2 separate regions of the Mus musculus genome follow, and region 1 is linked to region 2. The links are chromatin loops, found by intact Hi-C in ENCODE. Cell type or tissue: left cerebral cortex. All regions are shown on one strand. Each heading gives the region's core, and the rest is flanking DNA. Links, peaks and the distances in the headings are about the cores only.

The links. Peaks named below come from ENCODE experiments on the same cell type or tissue, not always from the same donor. Only the 100,000 strongest peaks of a DNase experiment are listed, where the experiment ranks them.
Region 1: it touches region 2 in a loop (2.0-fold over the local background); 15 of 42 quality-filtered maps call a loop at or near these places.

What each region holds. Positions count from the first base shown.
Region 1 is chr4:132,615,412-132,618,222 of GRCm38, forward strand. No RefSeq gene overlaps it. Among named protein-coding and RNA genes, the nearest start is that of Eya3, 22 kb to the right of the region's middle. In left cerebral cortex, for the core only: no CTCF peak of the experiment used is centred there; DNase peaks (open chromatin) are centred at 1,526, 2,126 and 2,681; H3K27ac peaks cover 1,033 bases.
Region 2 is chr4:132,567,689-132,570,499 of GRCm38, forward strand. All of the region lies in intron 1 of Ptafr (platelet-activating factor receptor), which reads left to right. Among named protein-coding and RNA genes, the nearest start is that of Ptafr, 5.0 kb to the left of the region's middle. In left cerebral cortex, for the core only: a CTCF peak has its summit at 1,584 (motif pointing right); no DNase peak of the experiment used is centred there.

The DNA.
Region 1 (2,811 bases), core at 238-2,737, 48 kb after region 2:
GTACGTGCAGAGCAGGGTGACAGCAATTCTGAGGGTCAGGTGCTTAACTTGGCTGAGATAGTCTTTGTATGCCTCTATCTTTATGGATAGCCAGTTCCTGGAATGACTTAATAGCAACAGCCTTTGTTCTTTGCTCTTGGCTCAAAAAGCCCTCCTAACTAGCAAGCCGCGTGAGTCATGGACCTTGAATTTAATTTTCTTTCAACTTCAGTACTTTGAATTTTATTTTTTGTTATTTTTAAAGTTATGTGTACCTGTGTGTGTTTGTGTGAATGTGTGCCACATGAGTGTGGATGCCTGTGGAAGCTAGAGTTATAGGTGGCTGTGAACCACCTGCTGTGCTGCTGGGAATGGAGCTCAAGTCTGTGTCAGGGGCAACAGAAGTGAAGAACTGCTCAGCTGTCTCTCCAGCCCTAAAACTTTTTTTTTGTTAGTTTAGAAAATCAATTTTTTGAAGCTGAAAGCACTTGAGATACAGTAAATTCAGGAAAAGCTGATTTTTCCCTTCCTGCCTAAAAGCATCCTATGACCGTCTCTCTCGTGAGTCCCTGCTGGTGGCAGGATGAGAACAGTCTTCTTTCCAGACGTGGATAGCTGACACCAAAGAGACGAACGCAGATCAACCTGTGTTCCGCTGGTCTCTCCCTACTGAGATAATAGTCACTGTCTAGTCACTGTCCCACAGGGCCCTCTTCCTTACTTCCCTTGTTTTGTCCTAATCCTAGAGTTGGTTATTAGTTGTACTGAATTTATCAACTGGATCGGGAGGTTCTTAACCTATGCTCTCAATACTTGGGAGATGGAGGCAGGATGATTGTGAATCTGAGGCCAGCCTGGGCTACTTAGTGACTTGGTCTGAAAAGCAGATGAATGAATGAATGAATGAATGAATGAAGGCTGAGAATGCAGCTCAGTTAGCACAGAGTGCTCAAGTAGTATATACAAAGCCCTGGATTCAATTGCCAGCACCAAATACAAGTTGGTATGATGATTCACACTGTCACTCAAAGTCATTCCTGGCTACAAATAGTGAGTTTGAGGCTAGCCTGGGATACATGAGATCTTGTCTCATTAAAAAAATGAGGCTAGCCTGGGATACATGAGATCCTGTCTCATTAAAAAATGAGGCTAGCCTGGGATACATGAGATCCTGTCTCATTTAAAAAAAAATCCATCAACTATATTAACTTTTGGGCTTTATGATTTCTCCCATGAATGTGTAAAAAATTTGAATAATTTTTTTCTTTTTGCTTGAGACAGGATCTCATATAGCTCAGGCTGGCTCTGAACTCCTGAACCTCCTGTCTCCATCTCTTAAATGTTGATATCCAGGTGTCACCACATCCTACTGTTTCCTATTCTTTAATTTAATTTATTTCCCATACTTTAATTTTGTATAATTTTTGGGCTTGCCTCAGGACCTAGGAAGGGAGAAGGAAGTTTTTTCTGTCTTGCCCAGGATACAAATCTGGTGCAAGAATGAGATGTTTGAATTTTTTAAATGTAAATGAGTGCTCTATCTGCATGGACACCTACATGCCAGAAGAGGGAATTAGAGCACATTACAGATGGTTGAGAGGGGCCATGTGGTAACTGGGATTGAACTCAGGACCTCTGGAAGAACAATCCATGCTCTTAACTGCTGAGCCATCTCTCTAGCACCAGAGACATTGAGCTTTTAAGGGACAATAAGTGCCATGGTTTGGATGTGCAAAGTCCCCATAAACTCATGCACTTCAGGTTTGGTCCCTAGGCAGTGGTAGTATTTTGGGAGTTTGGCAAAATTGAAGCAGGTGGGGCCTGACTAGGTTAAAGAGGCCCCAGGAGAATGGCTTTTTACTTTGTTTCCTGTCTGCTGTGAGGTAAAGAAACTCCCGAGTCCAATGCTTCTGCCACCAAGCCCAAGGGCAAGCAATCTCGGACCTAGCCCGTGGGGACCTAACCATCTCAAACCACGAGCCAAAATGAACCTATCCTTCTTCGGGTTGTTCCTGTCTGACATCCTGTTGCAGTGATGCAAAAATAACTAGAACAACAATCCTGGCCTGTCAGCCTCTCTTAGGTTGAGATTCACAATGGCACATGTCCTGTTCAGAGGTCTAACTGGTCCAAAGGGCACCCAGTGCAGTCTCCTGCATCTTCTAGGCGTCTGTATTCAACAAAGCAGCCACAGCAGAAGTCTCCTCTCTTGGTCTAGAAATTGAATAGAGTTTCAATAGAGATACTAACCTGTAGGATCCTGCCACACACCATACTTTCTTTTAGAACTTTTGCTTGTTTGTTTTGTTTTGTTTTGGACAGGGTTTTTGCTGTCCTGGAACTCGCTCTGTAGACCAGGCTTGCCTTGAATTCATAGAGATCCTCCTGCCTCTGCTTCACTAGTGCTGGGATCAAAGGTGTGGCCATCACTGCCTGGCTTCTTTTAGAACTTTTAACCCTGATGGAAACTGCTGGAGAAGACGTTGCTCCAAACAGAGAGGGCGTGTTCAGTACCAGCTTTGAGGACATCTAGTTTTGTGTGTCTACCATCCCTGCCTTCAGAGAACTTCCCTCCCAACCTACAAGGCTGCCAGTCACAGGATTTCTTCTTTTTGGTGACAGAAGTTACTCAATCCTGGGTCAGCTAGAATTTCTCAGTGGGTAGAGACACTGGAGGCGGGACACATGAGGAACTGAGTCATCCCGCGGTTCTTCTTTAGGGCGGTTCTTTCCATATGGATCTTGGACCTGTAATACCACCATCTGGGAACTTGCTAGAAATATACTACACTTGGTTCTTTTGCTTTCCCCCTTGTACTGACTCGGGAATTC
Region 2 (2,811 bases), core at 168-2,667:
CACCCGGGTTCCTGGAAATCTCCTTCCTGGAAGGGTTTGATGCCCACAGATGCACCCCCCTCCCCAATAGCTCAGCCCTAGGAAAAACCCAGGTCCTAAGCCTGCTGGGAGAGATATCTGGATCATTGCACAAACATCCTTTCAGCTCCTAGAGTAATCTGGTAATTTGTGAATCGTGTTGCATGGGGGAAAGACTCTGTAGATTCGGTATCAATACTCCATAGGGAGATTTTGATTTTATTTATTTATATTTATAATTTTATTTTATTTTATTGAGGTAGTATCTTGTGCAATCCAGGCTGGCCCCCAACTTGCTATGTAGATCAGGCTGGGCTGGCCATAGAAAGGCTTATTATTAATATTAATTATTATTATTATTATTGGTTGGTTTGGCTTTTTGGTTTTCTCTGTATAGACATCACTGTTCCAGAACTTGCTCTGTAGACCAGGTTGGCCTGGAATTCAGAGATCCACCTGTCTTTGCCTCCGCAGTGGGAGTGCTTAAAGGTGTGTGCCACCATCACCCACCCTCCTAGAAAGGATTTCATTCTTATCATTTGGCATAGGAAGAAAGGAAATTTAGCCAGACATGATGGGTCACATCTAAAATCCCAGCACTTTGAGGCTGAAGCAGGGGGATTGTTGTGAGTTTGAAAGCAGCCTGAGATATAAAGGGAGACCCTGTCCCAGTGAATACATAAATAAACAAATAGAAAAAGGGGGGGGTGAGCAGGGGTTCAATCAAGCCACGCATTCATCTCGCATGCATGAGGACCTGAGTTTCATCTTTATGTAAACAAGCCAGTCACGGAGCCCAAACCTATCTCTGTATAGACATCAGTGCTATCTATCATAGTGCTGGGTGCTGGAGATGAGACAGGTATAGTGATTGCTGGCAAGTTAGCCTCGCCTACTCAGTGAGAGACCCTGCCTCAAAAGACAAGGCAGACTGAACCTGAAGAACAACACTCAGAGCAGCTGACTTCTGGTCTCTCTCTCTCTCTCTCACACACACACAGATACACAGATACAGACACACACATAGTACACATTCACACACACACAAATACACAGACACACATCACACAGCGAGACACACACATAAAGACATACACATACAGACACAGACACAACAGACACACACACACATACACAGATAAACACAGACACTCACAGACATACATACAACATATACACAGACACACATACAGAACACACCCACATACATACTCATACATACGTCAATATGCACATATAGACATACACACAGGCGCGCACACACACACACACACACACACACACACACACATATACACACACAACTGCATGGGAAAGCGGCACGTGCTTTTAACCACTGAGTAGTCTCTCCAGCCCTCAGACCTCTGTATACAAACATAATTTTTTGGTGTGTTTATAATTTATGCTATGTATGTATATTTGCATGTGAGTGTAGACACATGTATGGTGTTAGAGGATAACCTTGATTGCTAGTCCTCACCTTCCATCTCTCTCTCTCTTTTAATAAAAAAGGTTATATTTTAATTTTATGTATATGTACCACATGGATGCAGTACCTATGGTGTCCAGAAGAGGGCAGGAATCCTCTGGAACTGCAGTTACAGGTGGTTGTAAGCTGCGATGTGGATGCCGGGAAGGGCTTCTGGAAGAGCAGCCAGCGCTCTTAATTGCTGAACCCCATGCCCAGCTTTTTTCTATGTGTGCACTGAGGTGTGAGGGAGCACACACTCATGCGTGTGGCAGTGGAGGCCAGGGGTCAGCACCAGGATGTCTTCTTCTCCATCTTACATTTTGAGTAGGGCCTTCGCTGACTCTGGATCTTTTCAGCTGCATTGGGTGGTGTCAGTGAGCTCCAAGGACCCACCTGTCTCCAGTCCCCTGGGGCTGCGGTTATAGATGCTCAGAGCCACACAAGCCTTTATGTGGATGATGGGCACTGTACTCAGGTCCTTTTCCACAGATCCATCTCCCGAGACCCGCGTTTAATTTTTGGTAGCGGTCCTTTTAGTGGCTGTGGGGTGGGTTGGTTTCACTTTGCACGTCTGTGATGATGGCTGGTGTAGACACTTAGGGTCCAGCTGTACCTTCTTTGGAGAAGAGACCTGGAGTAAACTCAGTCCTTTCTTACCTCTTCTGTTTGTGCTCTGCATCGTGAGAACCGAACTCAGTGGCTCTGCTGGTTTTGTTGTTGTGAGACAGACTCTCATTATATGGCTCTATATAGTGTAGACCAGGTTGGCCTGGAGCACAAGGCAAACCTTCTGCCCCAGCATCCTGACTGCTGAAGATACAGGTACATGCTGTTGTGGCCAATTCCTTTACCCCAAACCCCTTTTTAGAAGGTCTCATAGATAGCTTATGTCTCTCAGGCAGGCCTTGAATTTGCTAGGTAGCCAAGACTGATTTTAATTCCTGTTCTTCCCTGCCTGTGCCTTCCAAGTGTTAGCATTACAGGGGCATACCATCATGCCTGGCTTTAAGCCTCTTTAAAAATATTTATAGTGCAAGCCAGAGATGGTGGTGCATGCCTTTAATACCAAATTTCGGGAGGATATCTGTGAGCTTGAGGCCAGCCTTTTCATAGCAAATTTCAGGCCAGCCAAGGCTACGTAATGAAACCCTATCTAAAATAAATAAATGAACAAATAAATAAATATTCACACTGCCGATAAGGGCATGGGGACTTTGTGTGCATGAGAATTGGATCCTAGCTCTACCGTGCTGGACTTAGCTCAATGTAGAGCGAACCCATCCTCCTTTTTGCTCACTTAATTCCTGTCTTCGGGATGTAAA